Linked DNA regions of Homo sapiens: region 1 is linked to region 2. The links are chromatin loops, found by intact Hi-C in ENCODE. Cell type or tissue: IMR-90. All regions are shown on one strand. Links, peaks and the distances in the headings refer to the core of each region. The heading gives the core; the rest is flanking DNA.

Region 1 (15,826 bases), core at 7,138-12,137, 130 kb before region 2:
TTCACCCATTGTTTTCAAAAGAAATGTTTTACTAACCTGTTTTTTTTTCTTTTGTAAAATTAGTTTCTAGTCATTTGAACTGTTTTTATTTTGTGTATAGAAGTGATCAATAGTATATATTCTTGCTTGTCAGAGAATACCCAAGTTGTATTGTTAAATGTTAAAACAATGGGGTTACATAACAGTATAGTTGGATAGGGAGGAAGATTCTAGCTCAAAAGTTGCAAAATACAGAAATACAAAGATTAGCTTTGAATTGGAGATTGTACTATAAATAGTAGATGTTAATGTGGTGGTTTCTAGATATATACTTTATTTTTAAGTTACAAGAAATTGTCTTTTATTTTTGCAGTTTTGAACTATATGATTCTTTACATGTTTTAAATAAAGTTTTTATCAACTAAGATTTTTCATTTACATTATTATCAGTAAATTAAAATACATGTAAAAATTAACCTAATTACATGACTATAAAATTTAAATTTAAGATTTAAAGAACATCTTTTATGGCAACTAAGTTTCTATACTTTAGTCCTTTTTAAAAAGATTTTAAAAATAATAGTAGAAATGCTTTTATGCTTCAAGGAGCATTGGAAAATTTTTTTAATATGATGTTACTTATTATTGTAATTACTTACAATTACTTAATACCTTTTTAGTGAAGCTACATTTATTCCACTTAAATAATTATTGCTTATTCCTGATTAATCCTTAGGAGTTAAAATGTCTTTTCTTTTATAAAATTATATTGCTGCTTAATGATCACTAAATGTTCTCATTTACTGGTCCCCCTCCCCCACTCCAACCCCCAAAAAAGAAAAGTTGGCATCTATAATAGATTCCTGAACTTTGATTTGGGGATGCTTTACTGGTCTTAGAAATCCCAGAGTCTAGGGACTGCTTTTTTAAAAATAACTTCTTAGATACTATAGAATTCATCTTTTTAAAGTGTTAAATTCAGTGGTTTTGGTATATTCACAGAGTTGTACAACCATTACCACAATCAATTTTAAAATATTTTCATCACTCCAGAAGGAAACCCATGCACATTAGCAGTCATCCACCTCTCCTTCAAGTCCCTGGCAACCACCAATCTCCTTTCCATCTCTGTGGATTTGCCTATTCTTGACATGTTATATAAATGGGATCAGATACTACATAATTCTTTGTGACTGGCATCTTTTACTTAATATTTCTGAAGTTCATCCATGTTGTAGTATGTATCATTTCCTTATATTGCTGAAGAATATTCCATTGTATGGATATATATCACATTTTATCTACTCATCACTTGGTGGACTTTTGGGTCATTCACTTTTTGGAAATAATTATGAATTATGAATAATGCTGCTATGAACATTTGTGTACCAGTTTTGGGGTGAACACATGTTTTATTTCTTTTGCATCTATACCTAGGTATCTAATTGCTGGATCATATGGCAACTCTGTTGTTTAACTTTTTGAGGAACTGCCAAACTGTTTTCCAAAGCTGCTGCACCATTTTATATTTCCACCAACAGTGAATGGGGGCTCTACTTTCTTCACATTCTCACCGTGTGTTATTATCTCTTTTTTATTATTATTATAGCCATTCTAGTAAGTGGAAAGTGGGATTGCATTGTGTTTTTTATTTGAATTTTCCTGATGGCTAGTGATGTTTGTTTTCTACAACCCGTTAAGAAGATAAAGCCATTCTTAGCTTATAAATATAAACTGTATGAAAATAGGCTGTAGGCTGGATTTGGCCCATGGCTAGCCAACCTCTGACCTAGAGGATAGAATTAGTAGACAAACACACTAAAATAGGTATCATAAATACACTCTATATGTTAAAAAATGTAGAAGAAAGCATGAACCTATTAAAGATAGATATGGAAGATTAAAAAGAATGTACAAGGTAGAGTGCTGATAAATCGACTTGCTGGGTTTAAAAACAAAAACAAACAAACAAAAACCTTGAGTTGCGTCATTTGCTGATTTCCATGGTGTACCTGATATCACCAGGGCCAGTTTTAAGCTACCAGCATGACACCACTGAACCTGAAGCTGAGAAGGGATGTGCACTATCAGCACTTGCAAGCTGGTCCCAGCTGACTCTAGCACATTATTGATGTAACCACTTCTGACTGCATGACATATAGTAATCACTAAATATAGCTAACATCTTCAAAGCTGTCGTTGGTCTCCATTCCTACAAGCATCCAGTGGGAGGGAGAATATTTGCCTCTTCTCATTGTATTATGAAACTCCCAGATAGCCTTTTGCTTTTTCTCAGCCTTCATTACTCTGAAATCATAACTACATTTCCACAAGGTAAAATAAGTATATAAACGTGCATCCTCCCAAAAATGTTTTATAAACAAAAAACCACACTGGAATAAAGGCAAAGCAACAGAAGTTAACATGTTCTGATCCATCCAGAAAACTTCCTGGAACATGTACCTTGGTGTTGTGCCAAACCCCTGTTGACTGTAATGGAGATGGCACCACATTCGAGAGGCTGAAGAAGAGACTTGGGGCCAGCAAACAAGACAGGGGGTTTCACTGGGGCTTACATACTGGGGAGAGAGTGGCAGCTGGGCAGAAGAACTGCAACCGCTTGCAAAAGGTGTTTATATAACATTCTCACTTAGTACCCTTTACCTAACAACCTTCATCTGTCAACTTCATTCAACCCAAACTTAGGGCCTCAATCCCCTGTATGGCTGGTGTTCCATAGGATGGGTTAGGGGCTCAGATGTTCCTTATAGACAAGGAACAAATCTCCAGGTTGGCCACTCTTGGATTCTCTAGCTTGGAAAACACATTCAGGTACATATGCCATACAGGGTCATTCTCAGGGTACACTAAATTATTGCTTTCATGTGCATTTACCCTGCAGTTGGGTGTTGAATAGATGGGAAATAGCCATGCAAGCAACAGAACAGACATTCCATACATATGGATGGTTTGTGCAAGAGTTCAACAGTGAGAGTCAAAAGTTGGAGAAGATTTGTCTGAGCAGTTAGATATGCAATATGCAGTCAGACATTTTGCCTGTGAGTTTCTTTTTTCCAGAGGTTCCAGGAAAAGCCTCAACTTTAGACTTCTGTTTCTACCAAAACAGCAATATGCATGGAAAAAAATTGTTCTACACCTTCTGAAATTGCTTCAAGAAAGCTCTTGAGATTAGAGGGTGAATTATCCAAAAAATAAACAGTTCTTATCTCATATTTTAAATAACCCCTTGAAGTCAGGCAAGGTGGCTCACACCTGTAATCCCAGCACTTTAGGAGGCCAAGGCAGGAGGATCACTTGAGCCCAGAAGTTCAAGGTGTGCCTGGGCAATATAGTGAGACCCTATCTCTGGGAAAAAAAAAAAAGAGGGAGGAAGGAAGGATTGGCCAGGTATAGAGGTATGTTCCTGTAGTCTCAGCTACTCGGGAGGATTGCTTGAGCCCAGGAGGTCAAGGTGTGCCTGGGCACTGGGCAATATAGTAAGACCCCATCTTTAAAAAAAAAAAAAGAAAAATTAGCCAGGTAAGGGAGCATGTACCTGTAGTCCCAGCTACTCGGGAGGATCACTTGAGCCCAGGAGGTCAAGGCTGCAGTGAGCTGTGATTTCTCCACTGCCTCCCAGCCTGGGTGACAGAATGAGACTGTCTCTAAAAAATAAAAATTAAATAGCCCTTTGAAATTCTGGTCTAATATGTTTCTAAATGGAGATTCATGTTCTATATTTAAGAATAACCAATCCTTTTTATCCACAATCTCTTGGGGCTCCCACAACCTTTTCTAAATACTTCCCTTCCTACTGGTGTTAAAGCCAAAAGTTCAGTGAAGGATTGATGCTTTCACCTGTATTTATCTTACCTTGTTCAGTGTAGAAGAGGTAGAACTATTTATTGTCAAGAGACATCCTGATCATTTAATCAGAACTCAATTACTGATTTCCCAAATTTGTAAATTCCCAAGTAGGAATATGCAGGGCAAAGGGACTTGAACAATTTGTGACTTTATCTGCAAACTATCCTGTTCTTCTCTTGGCTAAAGAAAAAGCAGTCTTTTCTAAAATGCAAAGGACATTCTAGCACAGATGTGCCCTGCTGTGAATCAGCCAGATGTCCTGGATTTCCTGGCATAGTCCTGCTTTCCAAAGTCAGCCTTGTTATCCCTGTAAATACTGGAGCACGTCAGAGTGATTGTCACCGTGCTGAGTTCAACACCCAAGGTCTGTGCCCTACACCCTAATCCAAAGAATCACTACTTTTGATTTAGTGTAATATGAAGGCATGGCCTGTGGCATTGGTGTGTTTTCAGGCAATCTTATTTTCTCCTGCAGATGGTTTACAGAAACATCCACCGCTCTCCCATTCTTTGTTCTGGCCACAGAGGATTCCACTCCCTATAGCTGTTGGAAGCAGTATTCCCAGGTGTGAAATATGCACCTTCAGGACCTGAAGAGGCCTCCCACACCTCGAACTTGCTTTTTTATGCTGGAAGGTGCAAGAGGCAATGATTTATTTTTCACTTTAGAGGAAATATTCTAGCTACCTCTGGTCACTGGATTTCTGAATATTTTGCTGACATTTCAGGCTCTGGAATATTTGTCTCCCACCCCCTGGAGTACATGTGTCATGCCAATTCTAAGCCCATCCCACTACTGATATGGTGGATCAGTGAGGTGTTCCCTGGGATGTTCAATGATTCCAGGTTTCTCTTGACTACATTATGAAACAGGCAGTGGAGTTAATATAGTCCTGAGTCAAAATTGTGAAGGTATATTGTCACCCATTCCACATGGATATGAACTCTTTTTGATCCTCTTTTTTGATCAGACTAGAAAATAATACTTGGTATATCCATGCCCACATATGCCATATTAATCTGCTCTAGTAAAGATACCACATTTAGCACAATGGATATAATTGGGGATATTACTTTGAGTTCATGGGAATCTACTATCATCCTCCAGGGTCCATCTAGTTTCTTCAAGAACTGGACGGGTGAATTTGATGGAAATATGATAGGGACCATCACCTTTTAAAGGCTTAGGTGTAGCACAATTTCTGCCATCTCTCCTGGGAGGCGATAATATTATATATCTACTATTTGACTCAGCAGGGAGGCAGTTTTAGGGACTTCCATTTTGACTTCCTCATTATGTTAACTCTTAATCACAGGCCAAGGACCTATGTGGATATTGTGCCAACTATCAGGTGTGTCTATACCTTTGACTGGGGAAGTGACCATCAAGTGGGTCTTCAGGGCTGCATTGATTACCAGCTTCCTGTATGTGCTCATTCTAATGAAGGGAGGGTGTAATGACACTTAGGGACTCCAACTATCAATGTCAACTTGGGCCCAAGAGTCCTTGAAATGTTTGGCATCCCCAGTGTACAGCTGCCTAAATAAATAACTATATGTTTCTTTGGACAAGAACAGGGGAAATTCTTGTCATGAATACTTGCTGTGGTTCTGCAAGGTCCTTCGTCGTGGAGACCTGTGGTCATTCAGTAAATTATAGGTCTGAAAACTGTCTCAAGTTCAGAAATGGCAAAACCTTTTGACTTTCTATTTATCAGCTTCCAGCTTCCTTATTAAATATCCCTCAATTTCTTCTGATGGTACAAAATGACAAATTCTGTTACCTGTCTACCTTTGTAATCCTTGAGAGGCCGTGTTCTATTAATTCAGTGGTTCTCAAACTAGCTTGCATTGGAATAACCTGAAGAGCTTGTTAAACCACAGATTGCTGGGTCCTAGCCCCAGAGTTTCTGATTCCATAGGCCTGGGGAGGATCCTGAGAATTTGCATTTCTAAGTAGTTCCCAGGAGGTGGTGATGCTCCTGGTCCAGGAACCACTGTAATCATCTCCATAACTGCACATTAGGCCCCTTTTGCTGCCACTCCAACCTTACCACTCATTAGGATAATTGTATCCACCTGCCTTGCTTCAGGCAGTTACACATCATTACCTGGCCTCTTATATTGGGGTCCTATCATCACTGCTGTTATCCATTTGAGATCCTTTCCTCATTGCTTAACATTTTAGTGAGGCTGAATCCCCTCACCTGTGTATTCCTCATGGCCTTAGTAAATGGTGTGTCCTCTGTGCCTTTCTGTGAAACATAGTCCTTTGGAGGGTATTGGGGCCTCACATAAATATATAATACTTCCAGTCTAATATATCCACTTCCCTGAGCCTTTTAAGCCATTCTTCCATCTGCCAGGGAAATTCTGGCACTCCATCTTTGCTTAGTATGGGCCATTGCCTTTTCCATGCTGCTAGGAGCCATCCTAGTAGCAAGGTGACACCATTTCCTGGGGGCCTTGCCAAGGTGTAAATCCTGTGTCTCTGGAGAGTGTTCCCAAATCAATAAACTTTCCCTTCTCCAATCTTATGTTCCAACTCCTCTTGGTCAAGCAGCCTCAAAATCTAGTCCCGCTGGTACTGCCCTGACATCTGCCAGTATATATTGGCTAGGACTTGCAGCTTCTTTGGAATAGAGTGCCTTTTTTCCCTTATCAGGCTCAGCGTGTCCTGGGCTGATTATGAATTAATCCTACTTATACACCTAGTAGGCAGGAGGAGAGGTCGGGGGGTGGGGGGCGGATATTGAGAGCGGGGTATGTGCTGTCTTGGAGGAAAGAGAGAGCATTGTTTTTAAGCAAGAAGGAAATGCTAGCTTTAAGTACGGAGGATAGGCCACTTCTCCAGGCTCAAAGAATTCAGAGGCATTGTAGAGTGAACAACAGCCCCAGTTTGCCCAGTACTGCCTCAGTTTTAGCACTGAAAACCCCACATCACAGGAAACTCCCCTGTCACTGGAAAACCAAGAGAGTTCATCACCTTAAGATTCAGCATTTTCAGGGAATCGTCCTAGATGTTCCTATCCCGAGTGTCAGGGTCCTGTTTTTCCCCAACCATGGCTGGAGTAACAGTTCTGCCATAGTTGGGCATTTAACTGTATCTAGAAATCAGTACTATCTTTAGCTCTGAGCTCGACCCTCAGCTCCTCTACCCTCCTGCTGTAGGAAATGAACACCTCTCTGAAAACTACCAGGGAAATCTCATGGCTTACATATTTAGCTCTCAGTTGCCTATTGCCTGCATCTTTTTATTATCGAGGATATCAATGGCCCTCAGCAATACTCATGTAATCCCATTGTCCTTAGAGTTACTATTTCCCCCTCACTTCTCGTACACCTGATAAATCTCACCTGCTAGTGCATTCTCTTCTGTGGACATACTATTCCATTTGACCACCCACTGGACTGTCAATTAGTGCCAAGGGATGGCTGTATTTTATCTATCACCGATTAGGTCCTCATTGCCTGTTAGGTGGGTAGGGATTTGGCTCCAAAATCCCATCATTTTAGTTATTTTCTAGGGCCACTCTTAAATGTTTTTAGGTTGAGTTCTCAAGTAGCAGATGTGGAAATGGAGTGTGGCACAAAGGATATTTTTCTACGGATAAACAATTGTGGAAGGGAGGGTCAGGAGGCAAGATTAGGCAGAGAGACAGAAGAACTGGTACAGGTCCATGAAGCCCTGATCCACCCCAGCAATGAGTTCTGGAGCAGGTGTGGCCCATCTGAGTTGTTCCATATTGGGCTGAAATAGCCAGACTTTGATACCTCTGCCTCCCTCAGTCTGGATGTGAGCTACCACAGGAAGGGCTGAGAGGAGGAGCAACAAGTCTTCCCTTGAAGGGGGATGTGGCCAGCGCATTTCCATGTCTACCACACCAGGAGAGGAATTCAAGGAGGTTGGAGCTACTTTCATTCTGTTGGGCTACTATTAATTTATTTACAGGATAGGGAGGTTCTATAAACGGCAAAATGACATTTAATTTATTAACTTATGTTTTCTCCCTACCTGTTCCCCCTTTTATGTTTCCTCTTAGGAGATATTTGTCCCATTCCTTTCTTAATTTCCCCCGATCTTAAAGCCATTGTCCTGAAAATAGAGTTTGAAGAGAAAACAATTTCTCTGGAACTAAATAAAAGGTCTCACAAGAAATATAGACAAGCATGTTGTCTCATATTTCCCTATTTCCCTGTGTATGTAGCAGAGCCTCAGAGGGAGAGGTTACTGAGTAAATATAGAAGGCTGGGCTGTCCTGTGTTCTAGTCCCCGGCCAGGAAACTACACAGTGGTCGGCCTAAAGAGACACATGGGCTGACACCCAGCTGTCTGAGCAGTAATTTCCAATTGACACCCCACCACCATGCTGTGTGGGATCCCAGGACTCTGGCACAATCCTGAAATAGAAAAGGTAAGCATAAGAACATTGCTGCAAGAATAGCTTTGGATTTCCAGCTCACTTTCTTGTATGGGGGCATGGATTTAGAAGAAGTTTAGTGGGAGAAAATAAAGAGATATGATATTTCCTGCACACCTAAGTGTATGGACTGATTAAAACCCTGCTTCACATACGTAAAGGATGCCGTCATGCTGGTACCTCCATCCCTACCCCTTCTCTTAATTTGTCAGGCCCTCTAAGCTTCCCAGTCTGTCTTTAGGCCATATGGACCATATATTGACAGAAGATGCCAATAGGATGTTAAGCATTTGATGCAGAGCCTCCCCCTAGGTCCTCTCCTTCCATCTCAGAGCACACTTTCCCCTGCCCCCATCCCATTTGCTTTGTCTTGCATCGATCTAACCTCAATTCCAGTCCCACAAATGTTTGTTTATAACAGCACTTTAGGAAAAATAATTGGCCCCATCCATTCTTAGTTTTATTCTCAATATTTTTCACTCTCACATTCATTTTCCTTTCCTTCATATTACTCATCTCATATATGTATTTGTTTTATTTTCAAGTTCCACATATGTGAGGTTCCTTGACATTTCTAATTGTAAAACAATGAATTATAATACTTGTAATAAAAAGCCTCAAAATGCTACCTTAAAAATGAGCTCTCAAAGTGAAAACATACTAGTATTGATTTTAGAATTCTAACTAGTATTAAAATGAGTGCTTGTGCAGTGATATCAAGCAGAATTAAAGATAGAATGGGGGAAAGTATGTGTTTCAAAACCTCATTAGGAATATCCTGAAAAGAAAAAGTTGAGATTTATTCATATAGCAAGTCACTTAATGGGTCTCATTCAGATGTTTATCATGCTTCAGAGATGATTCCCCTTCATAAAACTCTGGCCTTATCAGCCCATCAGACATGTTGAGCAATGGTAGTGCTTCTGCTGAAGAGACATGCATTTTCTTAATTCTTCCTACAGTCATTCAAAGGCTCTGGCATCTTTATGCAGTCTCTCTGTAGTTACCTCCCTTGCCTCCATTCTTCAGCTCTCATCCACTTTATATCTGCAACCATTCTCACCTTACTGTGATTTTCCTGCATTCATTCCTCCATCAATTCAATAAATGTGATTGAATGCCTGCAAAGTTCCTGTCTAGGTACTGAGAATATGGCAACGAACAAAACAAACAACAATCTCTGCCTCAGGGGGGCAGTGGAGGGAAGAGACAGTAAACAGTTTAATGAAATATATATATATATATATATATATATATGAGTAACCACATGCATATGTCATTCCATGGATTATGGAGTTTTTAAACTCATGGGAGGGTGCCAGAGAGTAATAAGTGCAAAAAACAAGGGAAGGGGAAACAGTTTTAGATTGGGAATGGGGGTGGGAGGTCAGGACAGGCCTCACTGATGAGTTGATCTTTAAATGAAGACCTGATAGAGGGGTAGGAGTCCTGCATTCGAGGGAAGAATTATGAATTATCTAAGCAGAGCAGCAAGTGCAAAAGTCCTGCAGCAGGGCTATGCCCACCATATTTGAAGAATGGCAAGGACTGAGGGGACAAATAGCAGATGAGGTCTGGGAAGGAATGGGAGGTGGGAGCTGGATTAGGTACTCCTTTGAGGGGCATTGTATGGACTTGGGCTTCTCCTTGAGTGCGAGAGGAGCTATTGGAGGGTTCTTAACAGAGGAATGATGTAATCTACTTATACTTTAACAGGATCACTCTGGCTGCCCTGTTGAAATTGACCAAAGGTGGAAGTGACAGCGGCAGGGAGTCCAGTTAAGAGACCAGTTCAAGCATTTAGCTGAGACTGTGGTAATTTAGATCACAATGGCAGCAGGAAAAGGGAAGAGTTTACTTTGAAGGCATACCCTCCTAACAATCCATGCTCTAATCCTTTCTGCCTCCCAAGGGCTGATTCAGTCTTCCTAAAAATCCACTTTTCTCATGTTGCTTTCCTACTCCAGAACACCAAATAACTCCTTGCTGACCAAATCATGTTCTGTTGTTTTTTCTAGTACTCCTTTTGCAGCTTGGCAGTCTTCCTTTCTACTTGGTCCCCTTCCACTTCCCAGCATGAGCTCTCTATTCCAGTCCATTTGTTTTATTCCTCCCTCCCCCACACATACTACCTGCTAATCTAACCTCTGCAAGAAAAGCCCGCCCTCTCTTTTTTGCCTAGATCTTTCCATCCTGAAAGCCTATTTCAAGTGCCACCTGCTCTGTGTCTTCTCTAATGTTGAAAGCCAGTGTGAGCACCTTCGTTCTTTGGCTTGGCTCTGTGAACCTGCACCTCACATGCTCACAGTTTGGCTTGGCTTACATCATTTTGCACTATTTGCTGATTTATTATTTAGTGCTTCCATAAGTTCATAAGCTCACAAAGGCTGGGACTGGATATGTACTTTTGCATTCTTTATCCACTCCACAAAGATGAGACATGTAATATGTGTTTGGCAAGTGTTTGCTAGAAAGCACAAAATCTAACATAGAGTGTTCAAAACTAAGCTTTGTCATAGTGACCTGGCAACCTATTGAATATATTAAAGACACATGGAAAAACATGGTGATGCTAACTGCCACCTACAATTCCTTACCTGTGTTCTGAACTACTTCTCCAAATGAGTATTTCCTGGGATTGTAACACACTTTAATGCCTGCCTTCTAGGACTGTAGTGAAGATATCCTATAGATTTCACATACATAATACCTATCTCCTCCAGCACCCTGTGTGGCACTCCTCTAGGTGCCAAATAGCTGGCTGCCTTTCTCATTCCTTCCCCATTCTTCCTGCTCTCTCCCACTCTGGCTGCCCCTTTTCTGCTTTGTGTGGGTTATTTGCAGGCATCATTTTCAAGGATGAATCTCATCAACATCTGCTGAGCTGCATATTTATACAGGCTCCAGGTTTCCTTACCAGCTGTGGACATTTTTGCAAACTCTACATTACCACCTAATTGAAATGGCTGTTTGGTTCCATTTCCTTATTAAAGACAGATTAAGGAAATCAGTTCAATACCTTAGCCATTTTAAAGTCATCATGAATCTCATGCTCTTGATTTACTAGCAGGCTTTAAAAAAAAATGTGTCCCTACCCATCCATCTCCTGCTTTTGATCCCCCCTTGCTGGTATTAATGCACACTTCATTTTGGCTGGTCATTTCATTCCTCTTCGTCTAGTAAACATTTGCAGTTTTTGTTCAATCCCTCCTGGACCTCTTCTAATATACCTGTTTTTTCCTCACCCATAAATTTATTTTATCGTTTGAAGTTTGCAGTTCTTCAGGAGCTCGAATGGTGACAATGAAATGCAATATTTTGAGTTTCTTCTGGGGTGTCCTTGATAGCAGCATCCTTGTTTTCTCTGAAGACATTCCTGGCTCCCTGCCAATTCAGTCTTCTCAGTCCTAAGTCTTGCCATCTCAGTCTTCTCAGATACCGTAGCTGAGACCTCTCATCCCCCACCCATTTGCAGGCTCTGGGCCCAATCTCAGGCCTTGGCAGTAGAACGTGTTGAATCAATGTCATACATATTGAGGATATTTTCTGCCAGCCTGTAGCTTGACATGAACACTAGTAACTGGCCTACTGTTTGGATGTCCTGGACCCAAGGGCCTGACCTGATAACTTGTCTAGATCTTCAGGTTATCCAGTGTCCCCCTTACCCTTGCTGGTCCTTCTCGTGAGCCACAGACAAGGGCTCAGGGTCTGCTTTTGCATGTTGAAACACCCTGACCTAGACTCACATTTGGGCAGACAGTGTATTTAGCTCTCCATGCCCTATTAGGGTCATATACACCCATCAGGGATCACTCAAGATACTCCTCCCTGCTAAGTGCTCTCTGCTTGGGTAAGAGCTGCCACCTTATCCTCCAGATGGCATGCTGTGCCTTCCTCGATGGACATCTTTCTACCATCTGCTGCTTGACAGGAGGCTGGCTCGCCAGATAGTAGGTCTGACCTGTTTCATTACCAGCAAGCATCTCACTCTGATACCCACTGCTATATGAGTGTTTGATGATTTCTGCCTACTTCAGCAAACTTCGTAAGCTTTCTTCTCAATAGGAACATCTTCAGCAAAAGGAGCTACTAAACAGTGTTTGTTTCAATTCCTTCCACATCTTCTAAGACTATTTTCTATCTTCCAGCATCTTCTTTCTCAGTGTCCAAAGTCCTCCTGCTAGAGCGGGAGTTCTGACTACAGTCTGGCCTTTCCATGGTGATGCCCTGGGCTTAAGAACTGCCCCATCTTCTTTTTTTTTGCAGCTGACGTTCTGATGTGTTGATTCTGCAAAGCACACTCTCAGAGTCTGGTAAGTTTCTCTTGAAACTCTGAGGGTGTGCTTTGCACTGAGAGTATCATAGTTACTACCAAATGGTTCCATTTATGATATTTAAGGGAAGCCCTATGGGTAGGCCTACTATACATGGTTTGAAGAAAATATGCTATACACTCAATTATACTCTTTCCTCTATGAAAAGGAAACCTCTTTAAAACTAAAAAGCTTTAAACAATAATGAATTGTCCATTTTTCACTCCTTGTAGTAATAAAGAATTTTTAAATTATAATATTCAGTATTGAAAATGGGATAATATAAACTCTCATACACTGCTTCTAGGAATATAAACTAACACATTTTTCTGAAAAGCCCATACTCTCTGACCCAATAATTTCCCACTTAGCAACCTACCCTAAGGATATAGCAAAACAGTCAAAGATTCAAGTATCAAGATGTTTATTAAATTATTATTTAAAATAGCAAATATCGAGAAACAATACAAAAACTCATTAATAGGGAAAAGTTAATATATAATGATACATTTATACTGTGGAACATTATGCAGCCATTGAAATGTTTTCCAATAATATTTTAAAGCATGGGAAATGTTGATAATATTAAGTGAAAACAGTAAAATTCAAAATGCTATATTCTGTGATGTTGGTTATGTCACAGTGGTACAGTGTGTTCATGTGTTTGTGTATGTGTATATTCTATAAATAAGGCTGAGGTCACTACATTAAAACATTAACAGCACTCCTTTATGGGGTTAGAATAGATTTTTATTTTAATGTTTCTATGTTTTCTCAGATTTTCTGTAATAAACATGTATTACATTTATAACCTCAAAAATAGAATTAAAAAACACATAGATAGTTAGACTTTGAATTCAATGTAAGCATTTTTAGCTGCTGGAGCTGTTGAGTCATGGATCCTCCAGTGGTTGATAGGAGAAATAGTCAAGTAAAATAGTAATGTCCATCTTCCAGTGAGTTTTCTTATTACACTGCTTGAGGTTATTACAGCCTTTCAACTTCTTAGCTTATGTATGTAACTCTTATTTTTTCATGTTAAAGGGAAACTCTCAAGGGATTCAGTATGACAATCATAGTGGTATAAAATTGCCTTTGTTGAGATGAACCCATTGATATGGTTTGGCTGTGTCCCCACACAAATCTCATCTTGAATTATAGATCCCATAATCCCCACATGTCATAAGAGGGATCCAGTGGGAGTAATTGAATCATAGGGGTGGTAACCCCCATGCTGCTGTTCTTGTGATAGTGAGTTCTCATGAGATCTGATGGTTTTATAAGGGGCTTTTCCCCCTTTTGCTCAGCACTTCTCCTTCGTGCCATCATGTGAAGAAGGATGTGTTCGCTTCCCCTTCTGCCATGATTGTAAGTTTCCTGAGGCCTCCTTAGCCATGCAGAAATGTGAGTCAATTAAACCTCTTTCCTTTGTAAATTACCCAGTCTCAGGTATGTCTTTATAGTAGTGTGAGAACAGACTAACACACCCATGCAATAAGAGTGCTGGAATTTAAACTGAACAGCTAACTTTGACCATCATGTCCTCATGATTCTTGCTAGAGTTCCAGAGAAAAGTGTACAGAGTAGGCTCACTATATCAGGTCCTCCCTCTCTGGATATGAAAATGGCATAAACTGTGGAGCTTCTCACTAAAGGAAGTGCAAATGGACTCAAGACATACCCAGGAAGACGGAAAGTAATTTTGAACTTCAAGAACAAAAGGTGTCTTCTGACTGTTTTAAAGTTATTTCATTTTCCCTGAAACAAACTTTTTTAAGTAAAATCCTAGAAAAACTGCCCTGGAGTCTTTTGTGTGAAGAGTAAGAGAATGGATAGTTGGATGGAGGAGTCAGGTCCTCAAGTAAGAAAGGAGGCAAACCTCAGATGCCTTCAGAGTTGGGCCCACATGTGGTCTGGTGTGTTGAGCCACACTGCAACTATAGTGTAAAACACTGCTCCAGGATCCTCCCTTCCTCCCTGTTGGAGCTGACTTGCTCCAGTTGGAAGGCCTTGCAGGCAAGCTTTGAGCTCCTTGCCTCTCTCCCACATTCTAGTTGGGTGAGGCATCCTCTACCCCTAGGACTCCCACACTCGCCTCAGCTTGTAGCCCAACATCAGTCCTTTTCCCTTGGCACTGAGTTGCTCAGCTCTGAATTATGCATTCTTTACTATAAAGGCTATATTTTCCTAACCTCAAACCAGGACATGTGGAATAAGGATACTTTTCCTCAATTTGTCTTGGAAAAGTCTTTAAAATATACAAATTAGATCATATTTAGTTATATTTAGTAAAATGCTTCTTTTGAGTTAAAAAAAATGCATGAAATCAAGCTGTCCCAGCACTTCTGTTTCTTATAGCACTGTACTTATGGCTGACTGTCCTGAGAAAGCCCTGGAGAATCCATGAAGTCTTGCCCGGGATTCCCTCTCAACTCAGGCTGAATTACTCCAACCTAAATTTGGCAGCAGTCTTCCCTCTGATGCCCTTGCTCCTGGATAACTTTGTGCATAATTACTTTACCACCTATGGACTAGCAGGCTGGCGGCTTTCAGCCATCTCTAACCCTACTCCTAAAGGAGCTTTCGTGTTTTCACTTCTAAGCTTTTAAAACACTCTATATATTTGAAGACCATTTTTAAAAATTACATCTATCCTCTCCTATTTATCAGTGGTAGTTTCATTTTTTTTCAAAGGTCAACTAAAGACAGTTTATCTCAAATTACAAATTACTTGAAGCAAGTATCTAAATAATCAATTCTAACTATGGAGTAGGCAGAGAGGGAGAAACTTCAGGGGGCTTCCCAGAGGCTTTTGAACCACACTGGGTGGGTAAGTACCCCCTCTTCTTTATAAGGTCTCCTTTATCTCTAAGATCTTGATCTTCGAAGTATGAACTGTTCTTTCTTGAATTCCAGGAAGATTCAAATATCTCATGGATGTGATGTGACGCAGGATCTCAAAGACAATGAGAACTCAGGAATTTTTCTTAGGGAAGAAGGAGAAACGTCTCAGGATGTTCTTTTAAAGATAGTTTCTTATCTTGGTCCCCTTACTTTAGAAGATGAAGATGCTCTCAGCCAAATGTAATGAGATGAGCTGTCGCCCCACTCCCTTTGACTTATACTGTTTTTGAGCCGGTCGATAAAGCACAGAACTGTCGCAACCAACTCAGGGCTTGATGATGGTGTAGGCTGGCAGCTGTGCCTTGTGCCCTGGCTATGGAGAAAGCCCATGTTCCTAGCCTG
Region 2 (15,826 bases), core at 6,685-11,684:
GAACCATTGCTCTCCTTCATCCCTCTTGGTCTTCAATGTTTGAATTGAAGCCTCAAAGTGTGGTCTGTGGGCCCAAAAACCTTCAGTACCCAAGAATTTATTAGAAGTCAAAGAGTTCGGGCCCCACTCGTGACCTCTGAGTCAGAATCTGGATTGTAACAAGATCGCTCAGGTGATGTGTATGCAAGTCATTAAAATTAGAGAAGCATTGACTTAGAGCACCAAGAGAGGTCACTTGCAAGCAGGCTAGAGAGGTGTCAAGTGAACAATGATCTAATTAAAAGTAACAGGAACCTGCAAGTGTGCTACATTGTGCATATTTAAGACTAAGCTGAGAGCAAAGAAAACAATGTGACTAAATCAGTCAGGGTCTTGGCAGGACACAGATGGGACTGAGTACTCAAAGAGGGAATTAAAGAGACTTTATTAAAGACATTATGTTAAAAGATATGGGCAGGATCAAGCTTACCTATAATAGATGATAAAACACTTATTAATATCAGCAAGAAGCTCTTACCACCAGTAGGCCTAAATGGCAAGGAGATCTGAAGGGAAGTGGAAGGCAGAAAAACACCCAGACTTCTTCTTCTTCTCATCCTTTAGTATCCTCATGCCTTCCACTGGCCAAATCCACCTAGAAGGCCAAGGGCACCCCAACCTAGCTAATACAGCCTCTAGAAGTCAGCCTCCTAGGGGCACAGAGAAGAATGCAGCAGGGTGGAGAGCTCTCCCTTAAAAGAGTCATTTATTGTCCAGGTACCAGTCAGAGTAGGTCAGATTGAAAGTTATACCCTTATTTTTTTAATATCCAAATAAAAGTATATGGGGGAAATGTTAATAATGTTGATATAGAATCAAAAAAATTAATAATGTTGATAGAGAAAATCCAAATATTCCTTCTTCACCTGCAACTGAGAAAATCCTAATGTCTGCCACCAAAGGAGAAAGCCTACAAGGTGGCATGTAATAATAACTTAGATACCGGTCAGTGAGTCAGCTGGCCATTCTTGCTGACCAAGATTGTCTGTAGAGCTCATATTGTAAATGAGGAATGGAAAAGTGAATAGGTAGCTGATCATCTCAGTGACTACAGGAACTGTGCAAAGGCTGGGTAAGCTTTGTTGGGATGAGCATGATGATAGAAGGTTCAAGCCAGGTCTCATGTGGAAACAAGAGTGAATGGGCAATTATTCTCTGGAGTGATTTTAAAATGTCTTAGGGTGAATTCTCTTGAAGGATGACACTCTGTGTATTGCTTATCCTAGGTCATAGCTTCCCATGTTATCATGAGTGCATATAAATTTCCCAGGGATCGTGTTAAAATACAGATTCTCCTTTAGTAAGTCTGGGCTAGGCCCTGAGATTTTGCAACTCTAACAAGCTCCTATGCGATACTAATGTTGTTGACCTTAGGAATACACTTTGAGTAGCAAGGTCCTAAGGCACAGAAAATCAAGAACAATCTTGATTCCACTGAAATTGGGATTTTCCTGTCTTTGGCCTTTGGAAAATGGGTGGTAAATTAAAGTAGATCCATGGGAGGAAGACAGGATGGGTTGTGGAGGCAGTACAAGATCATAACTTTTTGTAGCCCATAACTTATTCTCTTCTTTTCCCCAGCAGGGAAAAGCTATAGAATTTGTTCTTTTTGTTTTCAACTTTTCTTGTCTTAGTCCCTAACATACTCCTTAGCCCCTAACATATCCCTACAGCAATCCCTTTGATCTTCAAATAAACCTTGTTTTATCCCATTACAAATGTTGAAGCAGGAACCACAGTTGCATGTAATTTGTGTTCCATACCTTCTTGGAGTTGGCTTTTTATGTACATAGGTCTAAGATGAGGTAAAGAAGTGAGTTCGATTCCACTGTCTTTGATAATAAAGCATATTTGACAGTCTATAAAGTGTCATTGTCCAACATTTCCAAGGACATAGAATCCTTGTGAACTAGTCATCACCACTGTAAAGGTAAAAACTATGCCTAAGAGACAAGTCACTAACTTACACTGCCCCCTTGAAGAAGTTACAAATCTATAGGCAATGAGTCAATCAGCAACACTCACTGAACACCTACTACATGCCTTGCATTATGGTAGAGATTGTGATAATATAGAAAAACAAGGACTCTGGATCTAGAGGTGACAACTAAGATGAAAGGCAAAAATCAATATGTGAAGCAATAACAAATTGTGATCAGTCAGGGTGGACTTTGCCATCTCGCATTGGCTCTACACCATACACTACATATATAAAGGATATTTCAACAGTGATTTACAACTTCAGAAATAAAAAAATCATTCTCAGCTAATGATCTTAAAACTTACTCCATTCTTATTTGCCATTTTACCTGGTAATGAGTTATCTCCCCAATCCCAACCTTAGATTACTCTTTCAATCATTTTAATTTTCTACCCACTCATACTGGGTTAGGCTACCTTAACTAATTCCATTCTCTGAATCCCACCCTATCGTGGGGTCAGGGCTCCTACAGGGTAGACCCAAGGGCCATGGGAATACTGAATAGATGTGATATTTGAGTTGTGTCTTCAAAAAAAGTCAGAGTTTGTCAAGTGAAAAAGTTGAGGAAAACATTTATGGTGGTTTCCAAGCAGTAATAACATGGTGCAAAGGCATGTAACAATATCAGATCTATGCCAGGGAATACTAGGAATAAGCTTGAAAATCCATTTACAAAGAGCTGTGATGTGCATCCTTTTTCAGTAGAATGATACAGATTGCTCTTCCATATGTTGTAAGGCCATTAGTACAATTCAGCTTGCCGTGAAGGCTGGCGCAAGATGAACCTTTGATCTTACTGCACTAGTACTTCTTTGAAGTAAATGTGACCCTTATTTTAGGTCCTGATGATTATCAAGAACTAGAAGGTCCTAGTTATTTTCCAAGCTTAAAACTTCCCCTAGGCATTCCACTAAATACACTGGTCTTAATGTGGTATTAGGCACATTTGGGACAGATAAGCAGACATTCAAAAAAAAAAAATAAACAGTTTAGTAAATATTTTACTAAAATGTTATAATTTTGGTCACAGAGCCTCATATGCTTTTTGACCTTTGCTTATTTTCTCAAAATACCACTAAGACCACCAACACTGTCAAAGAAAGTGATGGATAGTTTAGCAAGATTCAAACTTAGAATGGAATACCACTAAAATGTCATGTTGTTCAATATACTGGGGCAAAATAAACCCAGGATATTTGGTTCATATGGAAACCAAAAACAAAACAAAACAAAAAACAAACAGAGAAATCCATGCAGTGACCCATGGAGAGTTGACACATGTGCTGATGCTCTATATCCATCAAAATGATTGAGGGGAACTCCCAGGTTGATCCTATACATAGTTCATCAGAAGCCACATCTGTTCTCTTTCGCCAATATGTAAGTGTGCTGTGTCTTGATCAGCTGTCTCAAGATTTTAAGTCCCTTTTGTCCTTTCCCAATATAAATAGCAAGGCAAGGCCTTTTGAATTCACTTTGGAACACTCTCAAAACCCAACAGGTGTTGGCCTTTGCTGACCTCTGGGGGCCTTTCCCCTCTTTGAGGGGGGACTGTCTGCTCTTCCCCAAAGGGATAGCCCCACCAGACAACCACAGGGTGACAGCTGGCATCCTCACACAACACATACCAGCAAGGAGGAGAGCTCAGGAGCGACAGCCAAGAATATTCGGCACTAGCCCCTCTTCCTTGTAAACCACCCATTGGGGAAAAAGTGGAAAACAGAATTGCTGAGAATCTTATGTTTCTTAGAAATGCAATTACCACAGATGTAAACGATATGGGAAGTTACAGGCTTACAGGCTGCCATCAGGAAAAACTAGCTACTTAGAGGTGAAAGCAATGTCTTTGGAACATGGTAAATGAAAACGCAAATGAAAGTTGTTCAAAAAGGATTCTCAGGGAGGGGATGAGAATGGTGATACTGCAGAGCTTTTTTTTTTTTTTTCTTTTTTTTGGTTGTGAGGATTTGGCCCTCAAATTAGGGTTGCTAGATTATGCAAATAAAAAGAGAGGATGTCTATTAAATCTTAATTTCAGGTGAATTAACAAAGGTTTTTGGATAAATATATTCTATGTAATATTTGGGACATATTTATACTAAAAAGTTATTTGTTGTTTTACCTGAAATGCAAATTTAACTGGATGCTTTGTATTTTTCTGATAATGTGCCTCAAAATCTAACAATCTGTTTATTCTTCTGATTCCTGATTGTTCTCCTCCAGAGACCAATAGTGACACTTCCACGCCAAAATGAAACTTTATTGCAAGCTTTTGAGATAAATGGAAAACCTCAGTCATAGAGTCTCAATTGTATAACTGGAATGGACTCTCTGTATGATGCTGCTCACTTCTTTCTGCTCGCTCCAATTTTCATATAAATTTAAAGAACGTGTCTTTTGTTTTAGATTATTGTATAATTAACTTCTTTGTCAGAAGAAATGAGACAAGCATATTAAATGAAATTTAATTTAATTTGACTAATAGTTGTTCCATGCTGAGCTAGGCATGATCTGGCAAAGGAGGGGCTGGTGATGTAGTCTGTCAGGAATGTTCTGCTTATTCTGCCTCTGATGGGCTACACACAAAAAAAATTTTCAATAAGATCAATGTGGCCTGCCATTCAGCAGAGTTAAATAAATACTCAATGCTCACTATCTACCATTTTCTGGATCAGACGCTGAAGATGTAGAGATGTATAAACCGTTGCCTCCACATGCTGACTCCCTGATAGGTGATATATAATGGAGAAAAGATTAATTTTATTTGGTAGCATCAAGGAAGGCTTCACAGAAGATGTGATGGAAAGAGAAAATCTCCGTTTTAGAAAAAGTGCAGCAGGGGCAAGAAATTTGGGGAAAATGTAAAAGGTATCCTATTATCTTGGGATTTTCCTAGGCTTTCTGGTCATCCCATGAATGTTTGTGGGATTACTTGCTTCATTCTGTCAGAAACACTTGTATTTCCTGCATATTAATAGCATTTATTGGTAAATTTTAAAAAGCTGACCAAGTTGTCACTACAGGGCAGAGAATTCATATAAGGAATTGGAGGTCTGTGAACCTCTTGAGATTATATATACCAATTTATGTGTACAGATAATGTGAATTTTTCTAAGAAAGAGGGGCTTATAGTTTTTTTAATTAACAAAGTATTCTATAAGCTTTCAAACATTAAAAATCTCTGTCATCTAGAAATCAGAATGTTCATCAAAATAACATTATGTAATAATTAAATATATAGTAAAAAACTTTCTGCAAAGACATTATACAAGCTTTGGGGAACAAAACAAGGGGAGTCACTAAGCTTATGTAAAAACATCAATCTTTGTAGGAAAAAAGTGGGAATCATGTGATTGAAATAATGTTATTATTATAGAATCATAGTACTGAAGGGGCACTGAGAGATTTCTATTTTATTAACACTGATCTTCCAGTCACCAGTGAGGATCTCCTTGTCTCCATGGGTCTCACCTAGATGATCTGACAATTGTCTCAACATTTCCTCCATGTATAATATTTATACTTATAAACATTGATTCATGAAACCAAGGCATAATGAAATTCAGAGCAGTTCCCTAAATGTATTCGCATCTACCCTTTCTCCTACTTTAAGTTTTTCCATTTTGTTTAGAATCTGTTTCTAAGAGGGGAATATTTATTGACTATTCTGTCACTATGACAATCTTATGAGGCATAGTTTCTAAATTCCCATTTTACCCATGAAGACACTGAGACTCAACAAAGCTAAGTTACTTACCTAAGCCAGGAAAGCTAGAAAGGGTGTTCTGAATGTTGGTTATCAAAGAGGATGGAAGGAGGTGAGTATGCAACTAAGTGAAGGGATCCAGTCTGAACAGAGGACTTGAAGTGAATTGTGTTATATTTGATGATTCTGCTTACCTGCTCTCTGGATTTGCAAGCCCACCATTATTTCCATGATACACTTATTGGGAATTTCCTGCTTTTAGTATTTTTATTCCAAATACAAATATGTTATTGAATGCAAATGTTATAATTCAACATAATATAACTTTATATAGAATATAATAATGGATCATATTATCATGCTTCCTGGGGTTCATATAGTCGACAAAATAATGACTCTATGCAGCCAAGTGAATCAAAGAGGAAGGGATTTTATTCTGGTGGCATGGTGTAGTTTAGACTAAAACACAATTAGCAAACAAAGATAAAACCAAGCATTTATCCATTAGATATTTTAAAATTTTAACTATTTAGGTCCAACAGTAGATCCCTGTGGCAGACGCCACTAACACCAAATTTACATGAGCTTCTCTATATTACTCAGCCTCCTTTGCAGTTAATTTAGGGCCACATGCCTAGTACTGGTAAATGTCATGCATTGTTTCTAGATTGAGGCACTTAAGAGCCACAGTACCAACCTCCATCCCTTTCATCTCCTATTCTGGTAACTTTGGAGGCCAAAGGTTTCAAATGTCATAGCTATGAGGTGCAGAAGAAGCAACCAATCCACACCAGGCTTTCCATGAGTGAGAAGCAAGCATTCAGTGTGTTCAGTCTCTGAGATTTTGCGGGCTTAGTCTACTGTGTAGCTACTCTCAAAGTGTAAAAACTAACAATGTCAGCATCCTTTGGAAATTTGTTAGAAATGCAGAATCTATTCTCAATCCCAGAGATACTAACCAGAATCTACATTTTAACAATATTCCTGGATGAATAATGTGCATATTAATTATAGAAGCTCTGTTTTAAACTATATTTGCAATTCTGGTAACTTGGAATGCTAGTAGTGATATTCAGAGAATACCAAACCTGATTTGTATGAAAGTCAATAGCTTAGATTTTCAAAAACACAGAGATCTGTGACCTACTGCAGAAGAATTTCTGGAAGTAAGCCTAGAAATTTCTACTAAAATTTCCTAGTGATTCTGATAATTGGCTACATTTAAATCTTTGTCAGTTCCAACTGGGAATATAGATAGATACACATGATCACGTTAAATTTTGCTATTTTAGAATAATTATGAATTACATAAATAATAAAAATTTAGTTAACAAATGTTCTGTGAAGAGTTCCTGGTACTTATATACAGAGTCCATGAAATTAATGTTTATGTCACTTGTTATCTAATTTGAGGTGCAAAGTGATTTTCAACTTTTATTAGCCTCAGAAACTCTGGGCAAACAGAAAATCTGAACAGGGAGGGGTGGAGAATGCATTGCCTTCATTTGCACTGCTTTTTCCAACTAGCTGTCTTGCTTCAGTCCTTTCCAGGCTACACGTATCTTTGAGTTTAAAAGAGCCTGCAGCTGTCTTCATTTAGCAGTTTCCTTATCAGAATGAGGCAGTTCCACATCCTTTTGCAGACAGACATCAAAATACTGGCTCTTCCCTTCTTTATTTCTGACTGTCTCCCCTGTGAGTCAAAACCACAGTAAAAAAGGATTGTCACACAGTAAGCTCACCACCGAAGAGTGGAGAGTACCTGGCTGCCTTATGAAAAGTCAGTTAGAGTCCCTCTTTTTAAGGTTCTCACTGGGATGGTTTTTATTTTGCATAAAATTTGTTTTAAAAATCCTCTCTGTCCCTTTTGAACTGGATCAGCAGCTTTCAGCTCCTTTCAGAAACCCCTTGGCTGCTGGCCTTTTCTCTCTGAATACCCGTTAAGCAGGCAACACTATAGGAAAATCTTTAAACATGGTTTTGCAGAGTTGTTTTCTCATAACAACTCCAATTTTAAATTACAAAAAAAATCTCATTTTTTATCAACATGCTAAGTCTAAGACAATATTCAGCTGACATAGCTGAATGGGCATTTGCCTGATTTCATGGAGGCTCCTAGCCATGGGTAGAATAAAGTATTTCCAACAAGGACCTAAGTAAGGTCCAACCCCTAACGAAGAAATGCCATTTATTTCAAGGACTTACAAAACAGGGAATGTGGCTGGAAGAGAGGAGGGGGCAGAAGTCACCAGATATTGTAGGAACTTGGGCATCAAGGGAAGGAGAAGGGGAACAGAAAGGGTGGGATGGAGGAGGTGGCAAAAAACAGATCCTGGGGAGGAAAGAGGAAGACAAAAGAGGGAGGCATGTTGAAAGTAAGGCTATTGTTTTTCACAGTTTAAGCAGTAAATCTTTTTCAAGAAAACAAACAAAATGAGGTCAGGAGATTGAGACCATCCTGGCTAACACGGTGAAACCCCGTCTCTACTAAAAATACAAAAACAATTAGCTGGGCGCGGTGGCGGGCGCCTGTAGTCCCAGCTACTCGGGAGGCTGAGGCAGGAGAATGGCGTGAACCCGGGAGGTGGAGCTTGCAGTGAGCCGAGATCGTGCCACTGCACTCCAGCCTGGGCGACAGAGCGAGACTCGGTCTCAAACAAAACAAAACAAAAGACAAAACAAAACAAAAAATGCCCCCCACCCCATAGCAAAAACTCTATGATTTGTTTTTCAGTACCCATAAGAGTAGATATACACAAATCAAACTGAACTGAAGATAAATAAAAATGTATTTCAATTCAAACAACCGGTTAATAATTGGCTAGTATCTGTGTGGTGTTAACAGGTTCATTTGTAGATATTCTCTTAAATAATTATTTATTCCTCCTACACAGGATAATCAGGCTGGTTGAATGTGTGAACTATTCACACATTCAAAGATCCACACTCAATGAAGAGACTTATGAAGTAACGTTTCTCTCTCTCTCATGACTTTTGGGTTTTATTACCATTTCAGCTCTGAATCTCCTCTGACTTAGGATCACCCTAACCTGAGGATGCCTTTTGGCTCTGTTTTTGTCTCTTTCTTTAAACTACTTTCTCTCATTCTTCCTTGCCCTCCAGTCTGTACTTTCCCTTCATGTTATCTGCTTCTCCCTGGAGGCAATATTCCTTGCCTGCCTTGTATTTTAAAGGGCCAATCCAGAGCGCCACCTAGTGCTTCTGTTTGAGGCCTTAGAAGGGACTGATAATTTTGCAAGAGAATATGTATATCTGAACTCCCTCCATGAGCAATATTGAATTCCTGGGAACTCTATATGAACAGTGAGTCCTGTGAGTCATCAAGGGAAGATATCAAATAGTTCTTCCCACTAAGAGGGACACCTAGGTTGGAAGCTCCAAAACAGGATTCTTCGGTGCCTGGAAGCTACTGAGAGAAATGAGAGAGACCATGAGGTTGAGATTCCAGAGAGTTTGATTCTCAGAAGAAATCATGACCAGACTTTTGTAAGAAAGGTGGCAAGCTAACCAGGAAATGCAAGGTGGAAATGCATGTCTGACTTACCTAATGCATTAGCGAAAATGGATCCCAACAGTCTTGGTTTCCGGTTCTTATAAACAGAAGGAAAGAAGGAAGGAAAGGAAGATGGAGAAGAAAAAAATAATATGAAAAATCATGACAAAAGTCATCTGCTTAGAAAAATGTTAGCATAGCAGTCTTTCCAATCATTGAAGTCCTGCTTATAAAGTTAGCCTTTGCCTAAAGCATGGAAACTTAGGTTTTTGGAAGATTCCTATCATTTCTGATAAGAAAGCCTCACTGTGCCTAAACTGTGCAAATAATGTAATTTATGTTGAATGTCTGTGTGCCTTCTGGGAGTCTGGAATTTTGATATGTGTTTAGTAGATGGAGTCTAAGTGGCCAGCTCTAGGTAAAAACTTTGGGCACTGGATCTCTAATGAACTTCTCTGATAGGCAACATTTCATGTGCATTGTCATAATTTGTTGCTAGAGGAATTCAGTGTATCAAGCATCATTCTCCTGGGAGGAGGAGACTCTTGGAAGCTTGAATCTGTTTTTCTCTGGACTTCATGCACATTTTCACTTGGCTGATATTTTTGTATCCTTCCTCTACAATAAAGCATAGCCATGAGTACAACTTTATGCTGAGTCATATAAGTTCTAGCAGGTCACTTAACCTGGCTGTGATCTTGGGAACCCATAACACATCACTTTCCTGCCATTATTTAATAACTTCAGTTTTTAAAATTATGGGTAGATTTTATAAACCACCCAGGAGAAATTCATATTCATCTTTTCTGTACCCACTAATTTTGAATTTTGCTTGGAAAATGAGATCAAAAGAAATACTCTTTTGAAATGTTTGGAAGGTGATGCCAATGAGAAATGCTAATATCTCTTGTATTATACATAACTAATTAAACAACCAAAATGTTGGAAATGAAGTGTTAAGTGAGAAGCAGTTTGACACAGAGTAAAAAACTTGAGTATGAGGTTTGACTTCACCATTTACTTGCCCTGTAACTTTGCAAAAGTTAACTTTTCTGAGCTTGAATTAAAAAAATATATAAAAGGGGATGTTCATACTCATTTTTGAATATAGTTCACAAGCTACATTTCATACTCATTTGTGAATGTATTTTTGTGAATTAACTTGAGATAATATATGTAATAGACTTAACACAGCGACTAGCACATTCTAAGTATTCAGTCAATGGTATAAGTAGATGTTGTTAATCAGCATTACAACAGAAATGGCTCAAAGATACTGTCAAAATCCCTTTTAGGACAATACAAGAAGCAGAAGCCTGCACCAGACTGAGCCTTGGAGGCTCCAGTCACATCTAGAGTGGCCCTAAGAGGTGTCATTTTAAGACCATTGTGGCCTATTCAAGGGTGGGCCTGTATCTCAGAGGTCTGCACTAAGCTCTCCTTGTGACCACTCAGCATCTCTCCATGCTGACTTCAGTCTCTTGCAGCTACCTACAGGGAGAAGATGACTTTGGGAGTTTTCCTTAAATTCTTTCCTCTGAATTTTAGTAGCCATCCAAGCAGTATAGAGTAATTGAGGTAGGAAGACACATGGCCCTATCTTTGTTTGATTCACCATCTACGTGGCCTTGGAAAAGTTACTTCTCTGAGTCTTAGTGATATGGTTTGGCTGTGTCCCCACCCAAACCTCACCTTGAATTGCAACTTCCACAATTCCCACATGTCGCAAGAGGACCCCAGTAGGATGTGATTGAATTATGGGAGTGGGTCTTTCCTGTGCTATTCTCATGATAGTGAATCTCATGAGATCTGATGGCTTTAAAAAGAGGAGTTTCCCTGCACAAGCTCTCTTCTCTTGTCTGCCACCATGTGAGATGTGCCTTTCACCTTCCACCATGATTGTGAGGCCTTCTCAGCCACATGGAACTGTAAGTCCAAAAAACCTCTTTCTTTTGTAAATTTCCTAGTCTCGGGTATGTCTTTATCAGCAGCATGAAAACAGTCCAGTACAGTAAATTCCTACCAGTAGAGTGGGGCATTGCTGAAACGATACCCAAAAATGTGGAAGTGACTTTGGAACTAGGTAACAGGCAGAGGTTGGAACAGTTTGAAGGGCTCAAAAGAAGACAGGAAATTGTGGGAAAGTTTGGAACTTCCTAGAGACTTGTTAAGGGCTTTGACAAAAATGCTGATAGTGTTATCAACAAAAAGTTCCAGACTGAGGTAGTCTCAAATGGAGATGACGAACTTGTTGGGAACTGGAGCAAAGGTGACTCTTGTTATGTTTTAGCAAAGAGCCTGGTGGCATTTTGCCCCTGCCCTAAAGATTTGTGGAACTTTGAACTCAAGAGAGATGATTTAAAGTATCTAGTGGAAGAAATTTCCAAGCAGCAAAGCATTCAAGAGGTGACTTGGGTGCTGTTAAAGGCATTCAGTTTTATAAGGAAAGCAGAACATGAGACTTTGGAAAATTTACAGCCTGACAATGTGATAGAAAAGAAAACCCCATTTTCTGGGGAGGAATTCAAGTTGGCTGCAGAAATTTGCATAAGTAATAAGGAACTGAATGCCAATCCCCAAGACAATGGGGAAAATGTCTCCAGGGCATGTCAGAGGTCTTTACAGCAGCCTCTCCATCAAAGGCCTGAGGCCTAGGAGAAAATGGTTTTGTGGGCCTGGCCCAGGGTCCCCATGCTGTGTACAGCCTAGAGACTTGGTATCCTGCATCCTAGCTGCTCCAGCCATGGCTGAAAGGGGCCAATGTAGAGTTCAAGCTGTTGCTTCTGAGGGTGCAAGCCCCAGGCCTTGGCAGCCTCCATGTGATGTTGAGCCTGTAAGTGCACAGAAGTCCAGAATTGAGGCTTGGGAACCTCTGCCTAGATTTCAGAAGATCTATGGAAACACCTGAATGTCCAGGAAGAAGTTTGCTGCAGGGGTGGGGCCTTCATGGAGAACCTCTGCTAGGGAAATGGGAAAGGGAAATGTGGGGTGAGAATCCCTACTGGGGCACCACCTATTAAAGCTGTGAGAAGAGGGCAACCATCCTCCAGACCCCAGAATGGTAGATCCACTGTGAGCTTGCATCGTGCACCCAGAAAAGCTGCAGACACTCAACAGCAGCCTGTGCAAGCAGCCGGGAGGGAGGCTGTACCCTGCAAAGCCATAGGGGTGGAGATGCCCAAGAACATGGGAACCAACCTATTGCATCAGCATGACCTGGATGTGAGACTTGGAGTCAAAGGAGATCATTTTGAATCTTTAAGATTTGGCTGCTCCACTGGATTTCAGAATTGCATGGGACCTGTAGCGCTTTGTTTTGGCCAATTTCTCCCATTTGGAACAGTAGTATTTACCCAATCTCTGTACCCCCATTGTATCTAGGAAGTAACTAACTTGCTTTTTATTTTACAGGTTCATAGGCAGAAGGGACCTTCCTTGTCTCAGATGAGACATTAGACTGTGGACTTTTGAGTTAATGCTGAAATTAGTTAAGATTTTGGGGGACTGTTGGGAAGGCATGATTGGTTTTGAAATGTGAGGAAATGTGAGATTTGGGAGAGAATAGGGCAGAATGATGTGGTTTGGTATGGTTTGGCTGTGTCTTCACCCAAATCTCATCTTGACTTGTAACTCCCACAATTCCCATGTGTCATGTGAGGAACCCAGTGGGAGATGATTCTATTATTAGGGCAGGTCTTTCCTGCACTGTTCTCATGATAGTGAGTCTCAGGAGATCTGATGATTTTAAAGAGGAGTGTCCCTTCACAAGCTGTCTTCCCTTGTCTGCCACCATGTGAGATGTGCCTTTCACCTTCCACCATGATTGTGAGGCCTCCCCAGCCACATGGAACTGTTTAAGTCCAATAAAACTTTCTCTTGTAAATTTCCCAGTCTCAGGTATGTCTTTATCAGCAGCATGAAAACAGACCAATACACTCAGTATGCCTCTCTGTAAAACAGATAAATTAAAAATATATACTTTTGCTACCTCCCTTGAAACTTGTCTAGAAAATCCATAGATAATATGGCAAAATGCTTTGGAAGTTGTAAAATACAATACAGAGAACCCCTGACTTTTTTTCTAGGCTGAGCATGAAGTCTATTACCCAAGGTTGTTTGAGTGTCTGGCAGAAGAAAGTAGGAGGAACTTGAGGCTTATTGAAAAAGGAGATTTGGTTTGGCATTAGTCTTAAACATCTAAATTGAATCCTGAGTATTTATTTAAATTCCACAAAGGCTGGCAAAAATTATGTCCTTCTCCAGTTTGAGCTGGAATTACAGACAATGAAAACATTGCTTTAGTATTTAATTGCAATAACTGGTATCATACCACTTTTTTGTACAATGATGCATCACGGTTATCTGAAATTGATTTATTGCTTTGTTGTGAAAACTTGTTTTTCATTGATGTTTCCCCCTCAGTGCTCTTTTTCACTAATTGATTGATTTGATTGTTAGAGCTTCAACTCCATCTCTGAAGATGGATTGGAATAATTATTGCAGCCTGCTGTTTAATCATTCTGCCACACAATTACTGCTGCTATGTGCTCTTCAGTTGCACTTTATTAGCTGTAGTAATTGTAGTTGAGTTTAATAATTTCATAAGATACTTAGATATGATAACTTGGTCATTATTCAGGGGGCACTTTTATGGAAACTGCGGGCTCCTGAACAAGTGAGAAACTCATGCTAATTTCTCCTTTTGGTTACCTGTTAAGAAGTTCTTGAACATTACACCTCCCAGTCAATTATAGTCATAAATGCCCAACCTGGAGAGGTAGAACAAGGCATTCCATAGCTCAGAGAATACCAGTTGTTTAAGAACCTGAGCCTGAAAGAGGGTAATACATTTTCCTTGATTGCCACCATCCCCAAGCCTGGGAATATTATGTGGCTATGCTACAGAGGAAGAAAATAATATTGTTGTTTGTTAATTATGTTTTATAGTATTTTTTGATAAGCCTGTAATGACCTTTCCCCAAGGTTGCTTTTTCTCTGGAATCTGCATATGCAGAACAGGGTAATCTTCTAAAGTAGAACACAAAGTTTTAGCAGTGTGAGGTGAAGTATCCTTTTCTACCTTCCCTTTGTTACACTGACTTGGGTGAATTCTCCCTACCACCCCTGGACCCTGCACTGAACTTGTCCCTTCCACCTCCTTGAGAAAGAGTGTGGGGCAAGGGACCAGGACAAATGCCAGGGGCTGCTCTGGATTGATATAATTTTATTTCAAAACTCAAGATGTGGGCTCATTCCTAATTCAACTGCACGTGTAATTATTTACTCAGTGTATTGCTTTCCATACATTGAAGACAGTCACACTTATTTGTGATGTTTGAGATTATTATAGAAGAGCATTGCTCTAGTGTCAAGTTATATTAATAGTCTGCTGTGTCAGAGTTGCCTAGACTGGACGCAAAACACTTTGGAAGCTAATTCTGATTTCCTCTTTTGTTTTTTACTTTAATCACAATTATAGTATTCACTAAATCATTTGGGAAGAAAATGGGTTTTTAAAAAGCACTTGCTTTTAAATAATTCTTTCTTTCCCCCATCTCTTTTTTCTTTTTTTCCTAATTCTCTCTCTCTCTCTCTGTCACACACACACACACACACACACACACACACAGACACACACACACACCATTGACTGCATTACTTGCTCTGATTATCTCATATGTCAATATCCCCAATTTTGGAGTTTATAATTTGAACAAATGATAATCTGCATGTCATGATGAAGAAAACTTTCCAGACTTGTTTTGAAATTCAGAAATGTACAGTTTCCTTCCAATTTTTGGTTGTTTGTTTTTTCTTTGAGCTATAGGAAAAAAATTGGAATGTAGAGGCTTTATGTAAAAATACTGTTTAATGACATGCTTAGAGGAATACACTCTGCAGAACTGTTTGCAATTATAATTTCTCTTATTAATTTTTCATATGCTTCAGAATTATTTTCCAATCCCACTGCCCCTCAATCAAGGAAGTCATGTTGGATGGAAAATAAATGGCAAAATTTGCCAGCAAATGCAAAACATAGAGATCTGGCGAAGATCTGTAAGATAACAGCAGACCTTTTGTGTTTCTTTCAATAGAGCACATTGACAAATTTAAGAAGTGGCATCTAGGTTTGAAATAAACCTAATGTCTCCCAACTTACCTTCATTGGTAGCTTCAAACACAGCTAGATCTTGCTGTGATTTTGCATGGTAGAAGAGAAAGGATGCAACCATGTCTGACCATGTCAGTTAAAGAATCAATAGCTGCTCACTTCTGTAAGGTAAGCTATCATCTTTGGACCTTCTTGAGCGCTTTCACTTATCTTCAGAAAATATAATCTGACTCAACTTGTTTCCTGGAAAGCGCAAGGGATTTTTTCCCTTTGAGTTAAATAGAAGTTAGGATTCTGTAGTCCTTTTTCATCAAGTGTGTAAGTTTAGTAGAAGCTTAACCTATAAGGATTTTTTGATCTGCAGTAGTAGATTGTAAGCACTATGCATTTTTCAGAGATACTATATACATTGATTGGGTATTTATTTTTGTATATAACCACCAATTATCTATTTTAACCATCAACTTTAATAAT

The links. Peaks named below come from ENCODE experiments on the same cell type or tissue, not always from the same donor. Only the 100,000 strongest peaks of a DNase experiment are listed, where the experiment ranks them.
Region 1: a loop joins it to region 2, with 5 times the contacts of the local background. A loop is called at or near these places in 9 of 110 quality-filtered maps.

What each region holds. Positions count from the first base shown.
Region 1 is chr3:111,201,041-111,216,866 of GRCh38, forward strand. No RefSeq gene overlaps it. Among named protein-coding and RNA genes, the nearest start is that of NECTIN3, 140 kb to the left of the region's middle. RefSeq lists an enhancer at 9,773-10,403. In IMR-90, for the core only: a CTCF peak has its summit at 9,465 (motif pointing right); a DNase peak (open chromatin) is centred at 9,151; H3K27ac peaks cover 297 bases.
Region 2 is chr3:111,329,321-111,345,146 of GRCh38, forward strand. No RefSeq gene overlaps it. Among named protein-coding and RNA genes, the nearest start is that of CD96, 200 kb to the right of the region's middle. In IMR-90, for the core only: a CTCF peak has its summit at 8,942 (motif pointing left); a DNase peak (open chromatin) is centred at 8,941.